Linked DNA regions of Homo sapiens: region 2 is linked to region 1. The links are chromatin contacts, found by Hi-C in ENCODE. All regions are on one chromosome and are shown on one strand. Each heading gives the region's core, a stretch centred on a gene start or an enhancer-like site at or near the end of the contact. The rest is flanking DNA. Distances are from core to core; before and after follow the strand shown.

Region 1 (6,263 bases), core at 1,472-3,971:
ATTTTCACCTATTATCACTTTTGTTCTTCTCTTATAAACAACAACTTGAATGCTATTGCAGGAAAGGGCTACAAATATACATTTGTTAACCAAGCAGAATACACAGATATTTTGCTTTACAACTTGCACCTAAAATACCAGTATACGTAGCTGGTTCATTAGTTGTCATAGCAATTTAGGGCTATTGCCCAAGCTATGCATAGCAGTTTACATTTTCAAACCTCATATAGAAAGGGCTATTGTGATATGAACTGGCAACTACATTCCTGTGAAGCCCATCTCAGTTACAAGCAAATGTGTTAACTTCCAATTCTGCAAAGAATTTTGATGGCAAAACTTCCAAATCTGATGCAATTGTCTTAAGCAAGTTTTTAAACAAATTGTTTCGCAGCTACTCTGCCATTCTGCCAGTAGATGGTGCTACAAAGATCGGGAAAGGGATTTCCATGAGGCCAACAGTTCGGATATAGGAAAAAAAAAAAAAAAACGTTTAAACCTGCTCTGAAAGTACAAAAACGCATTTGAGGGTAAAATATAACCCTTATTTTTAACCATTCATTACAGACAAACCAGTAAGAGGGATGAAACTAGGCCATCTGAAAAATTTTAAACAGTTTATATGAATGACATGCTTAACACAAACTATATAGAACTACACAGTACACAGTTTGAAGTAAATTGTCATAGAAATGACCAACCATGTCAAGATGATAAACAATTCGCTTAGTACAAGAGATGGATGCACAGAAACTTAAGAGTTTAAAAAGCCACATCCACCACTTCAAAAGTTTTGCCTGTAAGGGATATAATTCAACACGCAACTAGCAGGGCAACAGGAGAGGGGAAAAAAACCACAGGACCTCTTAAGTTTCTCTAAGTACACATCAAGAATAAAGAATTAACACGTAAAGTCTTAAACAAATATCCCTTAAAAAACGGTACGGAATGGATCCTAGAAAAAAAATGTTAGACATGTACGGTCAAACACAATGATTTATTAAAAATAAAACGTAAAAATGATTTTTGTACATATGCTTCCAAATTTCAGGCATGGGATCCAAGTAGATTTCATAGAAAACGCTGTAGCCAGGTTATCAAGTCCTTACAACAAAGTAAACTACCCCCCACCCCAACCCCCACCCAGGTTTTGCTACAGAATCAGCAAGTTCACTCCCTCCCTCCCCCCAAAAAACACAAATTAAAACAAGACATTTTGCTAGTATAAAAACGACCAAGGTCCAAGTAATAATAAAAAAATAGAGTCCATCAATGACTGTAACACAAAAATGTGTATGTGGGGCCGAGTCCATCTTCAGAGGGAGAGACAAGAGAGGTGGCAGGCAAATAGAGGAACACCCCCAAGGGTAAGCAGCCTTAGAAGTGGCTCCCCCAAGGGCAAAACAGGGAAGGCGGTGTGTGTGAGGGGGTGGGGCTTAGGAGTTGACCCCACTTGGGCTGTTGGAAAGAGCTACCCCTATAGCCACTCCCAGGCATTTTAAATTTTCTTTTAGAAGGAGCTGCCTCCATAGCCACCCCCACCGCCATAGCCGCCTCTGTAAGGTCCACTATTACTGCGACCGCCCCAGCTACTGCCTCCACCGCCGCCGCCGCCGCCGCTCTTCATGGGCCCATAGGAGGACTGATGCTGGCTGTAGCTGCCGAAGCCGCCGAAGCCGTTACCGTAGTCGCTCCCACCGTAGGACGAACCGCCGCCGCCGCCTCCGTAGGCATTGTAGCCGCCGCCTCCGCCGCCGCCGTAACCACCGTAGCTGTTGTAACCGCCGCCGCCGCCCTTGGAAAGGCCGTTCTGGTCTCGACCACCGCCGCGCCCCCGGCCGCCTCGGCCGCCCCGGGAGGATCGGGAGCCGCCTCCACCCCCACCGGAGTAGATATCCTCCTTGGGGACTGCTTTCTTCACCTCCACGCGATGGCCCTGAATCGGATGGAACTTGACCACCGCGGCCTTGTCTGCCGCGTCGTGATTCTGGAAATACACGAAGCCGAATCCACGCTTCTTGCCGGACTGCTTGTCGGCAATAATCTCGGCCTTTTCCACGGTGCCAAACTGCGAGAAGTGCTCGATCAGGTCGCCCTCAGCCACGTCTCCTTTAAGGCCTCCGACAAAGAGCTTCTTAACCTTGGCGTGGGCACCGGGCCGCGCCGAATCCTCCCGGGACACCGCCCGCTTCAGCTCCACAGTGTTGCCGTCCACGGCATGGGGCGAGGCGGCCATGGCGGCGTCCGCCTCCTCCACATTGGAGTAGGTCACGAAGCCAAAGCAACGGGAGCGCTTGGTCTGGGGATTCACCACCACCACGCAGTCCGTCAGAGTCCCAAAGGCCTCAAAGTGGCCGCGCAGGCCCGACTCACTCGTCTGCACATTGAGGCCGCCGATGAACAGCTTACACAACTGAGAATTCTCCATCTCCAAGGCCCGGGCCTTGCCCCCGCCCTGCGAGCTCCGAGGTTTCGCCGTCGCCGCCGTTATCGTTGGTTAAGGCCTCTACACAGCTTGGGCCCAGCCGTTGCTGGAGCCACCCCCGCCGCTCACCGACGGGGAAGGGAAAAAGGGAAGGGGAGGGAAGGAAGGAAGAGAGGAAGGGGGAGGGAAGGGGAGCGGTGCCGGCTAAAGGGCGAGCCGAGGAGACTGGAAGACAACCAAGGCCACCGCTACCGCCGCCGCCGCCACCTCCGCTCCCCTATCTGGGCACCACACAAAGAGGCCGCTGAACGCGCGCGCACCCTCCCCGAGGCGTGCGTCACCGCCGACGTACGGCAGCCTAGGGCTACCAGCCAATCCCCGCCTCGCTCCCCTTAATCCCGCCTACCGCGCCGCAGCGCCGCTCTAGATCACGGACTCCCCGCCCTCCGCGGTCTATTCAAGCCCGCGGCCTGTGCCGCTCCCGCTTCCGCTTCTGCCAGCCCACTTTCATTCCCGAGCGCCCCACTGTCCCTTGACATGGGTCCCTCCCTGCCCTCCGCGCACCACCGCGATTCATTTCCTCCTAGCACCGCGGCTGTTCCCAGTGTTTCTCCCCCTCCCCTTTACTCATCCCCTCGCCCAACTCCGCAGTGGCGTTCGCGCCAGCCCCTTGAGAGACATCTGAGTTCAGCCAATCACCGTGATCCCCTCGCACCCACTTCCGTTTTCGGCAGCTGTTGGACGGGCGCGCTCCCCGGTGCGCGCTTGCCCCGGCGCCCCCGGCGTGCAGAGCCGGCCTACCACCCCCGCGCCTTCTCCCGCCCAGGGCTTTGCCGGGGAGAGAGCAGGGGGCGCGCTGGGGGCCATTCCCAACGGATGCGGTCTGGGGCGCCACGCGCGGGCTTTTTGAAAACTTGACTGTTGGGGTTGGGGGCCCGGATCTACCCGCCGCCTCTCCGCTTGTCCGCTACACCTGGCGTCCCCGCCCCACCTCCCGCCCGCACAAAGATGGAGGGCAGAGGCCTGGTCCACGAAGGCGGTTATTAACCGTTTACAGTGGGCCCGACGTGCGGTTAAACTAAAACTTTGCCACGTGGCCCTGCGCAAAAGCGAGCCCGAGGCGGCGGTGTGAAAGACAACAGGGAACCAAAAGAACTTCAGACATTAGGAACCAGACGAGGCGCGACATCCCTGCCTCCCTGCCACCCTCCCGCCCTCCTTGAAGCCCTCCCACGATGCCCTCTCAGAGGAGGCCCTTTCAGGTCCCCTTGGCACACTCCAGCAGACATTTTCATTTAACCTCAGTGAATGGTTTTTTATGTGTAATTTACATCATCTATGTGTTGCTTTCTTTGAACTAGAATGTTAGCTTTTTTGTTGTTGTTGAGATGGAGTTTCACTCTTGTTGCCCAGGCTGTAGTGCACTGGCGCAATCTCGGCTCAGCAACCTCCGCCTCCTGGGTTCAAGCTGTTCTCCTGCCTCAGCCTCCTGAGTAGCTGAGATTACAGGCGCCCACCACCACACCCGGCTAATTTTTGTATTTTAGCAGAGATGGGGTTTCACCATGTTGGTCAGACTGGTCTCAAACTCCTGACCTTAGGTGATCCATCTGCCTCGGCCTCCCAAAGTGCTGGGTTACAGGCGTGAGCCACCGCGCCTGGCCTAGAATGTTAACTTTGCTTTTTTTTTTTTTTTTTTGAGACGGAGTCTTGCCTAAGCTGGAATGCAATGGCACGATCTTGGTTCACTGCAACCTCCACCTCCCGGGTTCAAGCGATTCTCCTGCCTCAGCCTCCCAAGTAGCTGGGACTACAGGCGGGCACCACCACACCTGGCTAATGTTTGTATTTTTAGTGGAGACGGGATTTCACCATGTTGGTCAGGATGGTCTCAAACTCGTGACCTAGTGATCTGCCCGCCTCGGCCTCCCAAAAGTAGAATGTTAGCTTTTTAAAGATGTTGGGTTAGACGAATGTTTTACAGAGAGAGAGATCATATACCCCTAAGTTACTGCTTTTAGTGCCCTCACTCAGATGGGAATGGAAGAAAATTACAATGGCTTCCATTTATTGAGCCTTTGTGTGCCAAGCAAGATAAATGGGGTGGGACATAGTTAATATGAGGCATTACGTGACCAAAAGCCTCCAAAACCATATGGTAAACGCTGAAGAAGTTAAGAGGAATTCCTCACTGTATCCTCAAGTATTCAGGAAAGATTTAGGAAAGAATTGGAAGTTGCACTGAACCTCAGAGCCAAAGACTAGTTAGTATCCTAAGCAAATTAAGGCTGGAACAGAAAACCAAATACCACAAGTTCTCACTTATAAGTGGGAGCTACACATTGAGTACACATGGACACAAAAGAAGGGAACATTAGACATCAGGTCTTTTTTAAGGATGGAGGGTGGGAGGAGGGTGAGGACTAAAAAGCTACCTATCAGGTATTATGCTGATGACTTGGGTGACAAAATTATCTATACACCAAACCCCCAAGACTAACAATTTACCCACATAACAAACCTCCACGCGTATCCCTTGAACCTAAAATAAAAGTTGGAAAGGAAAAAAAAAAAGATTTCTGTAGGGAGTTTATTTGAGCAAAATCCAGAGGGAACATAAGCTTCAAGAGACAGGGAGTGGGCCAGTTAGTTTGAGAGAAGCAGGCAGTTTTAGATAGAAAATAGTGAGAGGTAAGATAGGTTGAGGGTCTTTGGTACTATGAAATGATACTATGGAATGTGCTGAATCTTAGGTTAAGTAGTTTGGATACTGTAACAAAGGTAAATAGATGGGCTAAGGTTTGAGGGTAAACTAGTCTGATCTATCACTTACCCTGTAACCATTCAGTTATGTGACTTTGGCTAAGTTACTTAACCTTTTAAAAAAATGTAATCAGTTTTATTATCTTAAAATGGGAATAATAAAACATCTTTCTGTTGTAGTGAAAATTAAATAAGATTCTACATGTAAACATGTATACATGCCTGGTACACAGTAAGTGCTCAGTTTATCCAATTATATGAATCCTATGCCTGGTGCTGGCAATATGGCTGTAAACAACAGACAAAAACCTCTGCCCTCATGATGCTTACATTCTAGTGGGAAGAAGCAGACAATAAACAAATAAGAGTGGTATATGGCATGTTAGATAGTGATAAATGACATTAAAAAAATGAAAGAGGACAGTAGAAAGCTATTAACCTTGTTATTACAAAAAAAATTCAAATGTCAGGATTTGCCTATTGATAATAAAGAAAGGGGAAAATGGGCTGGGCACAGTGGCTCGTGCCTGTAATCCCTGCACTGTGGGGGGGCTGAGGCAGGCGGATCACTTGAGGTCAGGAGCTCAAGACCAGCATGGCTAACAAATTGAAACCCCGTGTGTGGTGGCGCATGCCTGTAGTCCCAGCTACTTGGGAGGCTGAAGCAGGAGAATTGCTTGAACCCAGAAGGCAGATGCTGCTGTTGTTAGCTGAGATGGCACCACTGTTTCAGAGTCATCCAAATCTTAAAACAGTAAAAGATGAACTCCTGAAGGAATAAAGACCATAACTTATGAAAACTGTTACTTTAGGAATTTACAATTTTGGTAGATAGTTTTTGCCTACATTGTTTTTAAATAATAGTTTACCAGCAGTGCCCAACTTTTCTGGCACAAGAGACCTATTTTGTGAAAAACAATTTTTCCACAGACCAGGATGTAGTTTCAGGATGATTCAAGTGCATTACATTTAATGTGCACTTTATTTCTATTATTATTGCATCATAATATTCAATGAAATATAATAATTATACAACTCACCGTAACGTAGAATCAGTGGAAGGCTTGAGCTTGTTTTC
Region 2 (6,263 bases), core at 2,587-5,086, 6.4 Mb after region 1:
ACTGCTTCCTCAAGAGAATCCTTAAATGAAACTGACTGTCTGCCAACTCTCTAACAAGTATATAGAGTGATGAATAATATGATGACTACTAGAACAACTTGATGCCACTACCTTGATTCATACTCAGGTACCAGCAGTTTTACCAATCAATACTTTTGCAACAGCACTGCAAATGTTAACATACCTAAAAAGGTATATGATATCTTAGTATTGTTATGAAAATAACTTTGACTTTAAAGAATCTCAGAAGAGTCTCAAGGACCCTCTGTAGTCTACAGCCTAAATTTTGAGAGTTGCTGATACAGACCAATAAATTTCATGTAAGGAAGAAAAGTACTGCAAGCAGTTGATTGTTTCAAAGGTGGCACCATCATTCCATCTTCAAGAGGAAAGGTGAGAATGACAATATCATAGAATTTTACTATTTTCCTTTTCTGGCAGGACCTATTCAGGAAAATTTCTGACTTGTTCCTGCTGGTTTTAAACTAAAACATGGTATGGCAGACACGATCTTTACAGGCTAAAACAACATGAAAAGCAGCAGATACTAAATCAATACTCTCATAAGTACTCTGTACCAGTAACAAAGACAAAGCCTCTTAACATATTGGGTTGGTTACCTAAGTTCATGGAAAACCTCAGATATTCCATAAAGATACTACCAGGTAAGTCAAAGAAGAAAAAAAATAACAGCTTTCATAATTTAAAAAATGTGACTTGGTATTATGATATATTTCATAAGCATATCTAGAATACAATGTGGAACCTGTCCAATTTTCCATTTATATAACTCAACAGATTATGATCAAAGGGCCTTTTATACTTTTTTGTTTTTGTTTTTTTGGTGAATGGATCTATGAATGATACTTGTGAAACACCTATAGAGGAAACCAAAAAATGTTAAAGCTGACTTCATTATGGCAAATGCAGAACTGTGTACTAATAACAAGTCAAGTTAAAAACATAAAGACAATGCAAGTAATATGCTATTTGCACCTAGATTTTCACCAATGGAGAGCTAAAAGTTATTAGCGGATCTTTGTTACTAAATTAGCAAATCAAACAAAATATTATTTGGTTAACGGAGATGGACATTTAAAATGTCATTAGATTGCAGATCTACTTGAAGGTACGCACAGAAGAGTCCAGTTTTTACAAAATAAATCTCAGAAACTCAAATTTATTACTGTTAATACATTAGGCTTCTTGTTTTCCCAGGCATCATCTATAAACCCAAGTTTATAGCAATAATGGTTATATAATCACCCAGAATAAAACTTCATCACTAGTACTGAAGCAATGCTTACTGGTACATGATTTGGTTGGAATGAAACTGTGAGAACAGTTGGCAACAGGTGCTAACCAGCAACAAGTTGTTTAGAATATCTAAATTGCTGTGTGGAGAACTGAAATGACTGTTAAAGGGAATGAGACTGTAAGTCACACCTTTTAAGTGATGCAAACGTGGACAGGACAGAAAAGAAAAGAAAAGCAGAGGCAGATAAATCTCGTAGGCTGCAATCTAAATGGAATAGCTCTGTTGAGTTCTAATCATAAAAACCATTCGGATAAAAACAGGCCTGCATAGAGAGACAGGTTCTCCGAAGCTGTGTTGCTGCTTTAGGCAAGGATTTATTAGATGGACTCTGGCTCTCCTATACACAGAGCAATCACCAAAAATACATATTTAGGTAAATAAATGAATGGAAATACCTCAATACAAATTTTCCAACTCTGCCCATTAATTTATCAAAAGAGATAAATCCTCATTGGTATGTAATTAAGTAACAGAAAAGAGAAATGAATCACGGGGTATTTTGACATGCTCACTCCCATTGTTCAAATGTGTTAAGTTTTAGAGGGGAAAACAAAGCCTTAAAATATACCAAATTAAGCAGACTCAAAGAGACTATATGTTTTAGAAAGGATAGCCTAACCAAGACAGACACTATTACAGAGCCACAGTGAATTTGAATTTTGTTTTGTTTTTTAAATTCTTGGGCACTCTAATCCAAACACATTCCTGTATTGCATGTTTCTCACAAACTGACAGATACATAACCTTCCCCTGCCCTCATCGTGGAACAGTCTTTATGAGGTTTCAAATTCGGGATCCATGATGAACATCATTTAACACATGAATTGTCTGAAGTTATATATGCACATTTATTTGGGTGTTTGAGTGAATGCATGTATTTATGGGAAAGAGGCCCAGTTGTAATAGGATTCTCAAAGAGATCCAGAACCATCTAAAAAAGTTTAAGCAATCCTAGTATAGGAAGCTCCTTTATTTGACAGGAAGCTGATAAGATTATCTCTAGGGTCCTAAGAAACTAAGGAGATGATGTTTTAGGTGAGATTGCTAGAAAGCCTTCAGTTCATGTATTTTTGTCACAAACACCAGGTACTATAAAAAGATCATTTAAAAAAAAATGTTCAGAGGCTAACGGCTTTGAGTCAACCTCCTCAGTATGCAACTTATAACACGTGTGGCACTGACCATAAGGGTTTGAGAAGGAGGAGTAATAAAAATGATTATCAACTGCTGTATGAAAATCGCCTGATGATTCGTAATAAGGAGCTTACATCATTAAATAATGTCACTAAGCACTTTCAATTAGCACTGATAAAAGTCTCAGAGTTGGACTGATTTAACTACTAACAAAATACTTTAATTTTTCACTGGTCCTATGAACTAACAGCCTATCTCCTAGGTACCTGAAGCTCCCATCATCTTCTAAATACAGAAATACTGTTACTAGAAAACAGTTCTTCAAACAAGCTACTTTTCCATTCATGGTACACCTGAAGAGTTTGCAGAAGACACTCAACTCTTAAATAGAACAATACCTTCGAAGCCAAGCCAGTGTCACATATCTCTCTAGAGGAAGAAGATTATGCATGAAAGATCATACTCCTGATAAAGGACATGTTCACATATTGTTTTAGGCAGAACCAAATATTCTAAATATGTGTTTTCACTGCAATGTAGACTAAATTAATTGCCAAAGATGAAAAGTTACTTGCTATAGGGTCCTCCACTTCCTCCATAATCATAGGACTGCTGTGACTGATCATCGATGCTGTAACTTGTCTGGTAGAAATCCGTGTTTAAGTTTTCAAAGCCTGACATTGCAAATAATCTGTAATAAAAGAGAAATGGCAAATATTCCTTATGCCCAAGGTTCTACTGAATTCGTTCCTGGCAGTCTGCTTAAGCAAATAGAAACACAACAAATATTTTTTCAGTAATTCGGAGAGGGGATGGGGGCGGAAAGTACGCAGCATTTGAACGACGGTAGCGGAGAGAGAGTAAGAAAATGTATATTCTTTTAAGTTGCGGCCCAGTAAGACAACTCCACCTTAAAGAGCTGATATGCCTTCCATTAGGGGCGAGGTCGTGGGAGTTGTGGTTCCATAAGCGGTCTAAAATATCAATAACAACAAAGATGATTTTTCACCTTAGGACTGGGCTTTACAGCTGACAAGGCGACTGCTTCCTTGCAAAATAAGGCCTGCGGCCTGCCAGGAAAAAGTGCAGAATCTGGAAGGTCGCGCCTGAGGTGCAGGGGACCGCGTCAGGGCAAGGGCTTGAATGAGAGCGAGGGTCTGAGCGAAAGGACCAGGGCGCGGCGCCGAAAGACGGCAACAAGCCCATTTGCACGGGTGTGGAGAGAAGCTGAACACTGTGCCACGGGCCTGGGTCACTCACCAAACTCTGAGGCTGCGCTGGCGGCAAAGGCAGTAGCTTCACTAATCCCAAACAACCCCCAAACTCTGTTTCAGACCCTGAACCAGCCCCGTTGCTACGTGTCACAGGGCCAAAGAACGGCTTCCGGGGCACGCCCGCTCGCGCAGGCGTGTTAGCAGGTTGGGCACCGGTGGGCGGGAGGAGGAGACACGAGTATGGAGCTTGCGCAGTATCTACCCAACCTGCGGCTGGCCCGTGCCAAAGAGGAAAGTGCTTCCGGCAGCCTGGTTAGGGGTGGAACCAGGAAAGCGCAGGCGTAGCAATTGCTGCTTACTCGTAGGTAGGAGGAGGAGTTTCTCAGACCTAGGTGATGGAGGAAGACTGGGAGGCGCTAAAATGAGACAGACGGAGTCCCCTCTCCTGTCCACAAACTACAATGCCTACAATGCCTCGGTGTCAGCATTTACTGTGATTCAAGCACTGTGCTAAAGTGTTTGTATGTATTATTTAATCTTTACAACCTAATGAGATGGTTACCCTATTTCCCTTTTGTAAGTGAAGCTATTAAGTATTCATTCATTCTGTGCTAGCTGCTGGGGATACTGTGGTAAATATAAGCTAGGTGACATCTACCCACCTGGAGTTGGTGGTGGAGAGGGGTAATCGAACACATACAAATGCATGTGAAATTGCTACTAATATTCTTTAGTGTTCCATAATTCTTTGAAAGAGTAACATTCATCTGGGAAGAAGAGTCTGTAAAGCCACTATAAGAGGGTTATCAAAGGGTGAGTGGGAGTTAGAGAAGACCAGAAAAGAGAAGAAAGGGCAACGGGAAAGGAGGATAAGGGAAAATAGCCTGAATATTTTAGGCAAAGAGAACAATGTGTGCAAGATCTGGGAAGCATGGTCTGAGGAAAGATGAAAATCGAGCTCTGAACTTCAGCATTATTAACATTTTGAGTCAGGATGTTTCTTTATTGGGGGCTGCCCTGTGCATGATGCTTAGCAGTAGCATCCCTAATCTCTAGCCATTAGATGCCAGTACTCCCCCCAACCAACCACCACCACCATCACCACCAAGTTGTGACAGCTAAAAATCTCTCCAGACATTGCCAAATCCAAATGTCCTTGGGGGCGGTGGGGGCAACATTAGCTGAATTTGTCAACCACTCTTCTAAGTGGAACCTGAGTGACTGGAACAGCAAGTGAGGGGAGCCACATAGGAGTTGAGGCTGGAATAACAGGAAGGGGCCAGGAAATATCCTGTGGGATTTGTGTGTTGGTTCTAAAAGAAGTGAAGATTGTGAACTGATGAGTGATGTTTAAATTGTTTTCTTTTGAAAATGATTGCTTTGGCTCCTGTGTTAAATCACTTTCCCAAGATGGTGGAATCCCGAATATTGTGACTCGAAATAAGATGCTATTAACTAATGAGCAGAACTTTCTTCAGGGTTTATAGCAATAAAATTTATCATGAGCCACTGCATTATATTCTGGGATCAAAATCCTGAGGCCCTCACAAAAGAAGCCAGACCATTGTTGGGGACTAGTTTCCAAAGGAACAATAAAATTTCACTTAAAACTTTTCTCTCAACACCCCCCACCCCAATAAAACAAACAGAAAACGCACTCCCCTCCAAACAAAAATAGCAACAACAAAAGGATGTAAGACCCAACCAAAAAACCTAGGATTGTACTCTAGAGACCAACAGGCAGCTGCCCTTTGAGGTTTTTACCCATTAGCGAATTTATTTGTTTTATTTTTGTGGATACATCATAGTTGTACATATTTATGAGATAAATGTGACATTTTGATACAAGCATACAATGTGTAATAATGAAATCTGGGTAATTGAGATATATCTGTCGCCTCAGACATTTGTCATTGCTTTGTGTAGAGAAAATTATAAATCTACTCCTAGTTATTTTGAACTATACAATAAATTATTGTTAACTATAGCTACCCTATTTTGCCACTGAACACTAGATTTTTGTGCTTTCTAACTATATTTTTGAATTTCTGAAATTGCTCATTCAAGTGTTCACCACCTTTCATCAATCATTTTAGCATTTATTGGTTTAGGTATCATCTGCACAACTTCAGGTAGAATGACCACATATTATGATTTGCTGGAGACAATTCCATTGTCCCATTTTCTGCCTATTTTTACTTACCCTCAGCATAATTATTAATGTTGCTCCCTTTTACTCTCAAAAATATCCTAATTCAGTTGATAAACTTTGTGATTGTACTTTCTTTAAGCTACATTATCCATGAAGCTGTGTTTCGAGTCATCAATAAGATGCAATAATCCATCATTATCTATTTAATTAATCTTATGGTTAAAAAAATTCTAGTCTCTTTTGTTTTTTTCTGATGTTTCTATTTCTTCTGAATCAAAAAGGATATCCCTTTCAAATTTGAATGAGCTACAAGAATATGAGCATTAAAAATTGCTGATTTAGATGCTGGCGAGGTTTTAGAGAAAAAGGAATGCGTATACACTGTTAGTGAGAGTGTAAATTAGTTCAGCCATTATGGAGGACAGTGTGGCGAATCCTCAAAGAC

What was found. Hi-C counts contacts between places; a loop is a spot of excess contacts on that map. Pooled maps may share reads with other maps.
Region 2: a map of CD8-positive, alpha-beta T cell shows a loop between it and region 1 (16-fold over the local background). The contact joins the promoter of YIPF5 here to the promoter of HNRNPA0 in region 1. A Hi-C loop is called at or near these places in 3 of 168 maps with a recorded cell type or tissue (CD8-positive, alpha-beta T cell and naive thymus-derived CD4-positive, alpha-beta T cell) and 5 of 50 pooled maps.

What each region holds. Positions count from the first base shown.
Region 1 is chr5:137,751,642-137,757,904 of GRCh38, forward strand. It overlaps HNRNPA0 (heterogeneous nuclear ribonucleoprotein A0), which reads right to left and starts at 2,722. Exons shown (of 1, transcript NM_006805.4): 1 at 1-2,722. The coding sequence starts at 2,425. The coding sequence ends at 1,508. RefSeq lists enhancers at 1,381-2,072, 1,482-1,641, 2,152-2,501, 2,763-3,454 and a silencer at 3,082-3,441.
Region 2 is chr5:144,166,823-144,173,085 of GRCh38, forward strand. YIPF5 (Yip1 domain family member 5) reads right to left here and starts at 3,837. Exons shown (of 6, transcript NM_030799.9): 1 at 3,713-3,837; 2 at 3,024-3,143. The coding sequence starts at 3,133. It overlaps KCTD16 (potassium channel tetramerization domain containing 16), which reads left to right and starts at 4,051. Exons shown (of 4, transcript NM_020768.4): 1 at 4,051-4,187. RefSeq lists an enhancer at 3,699-3,978.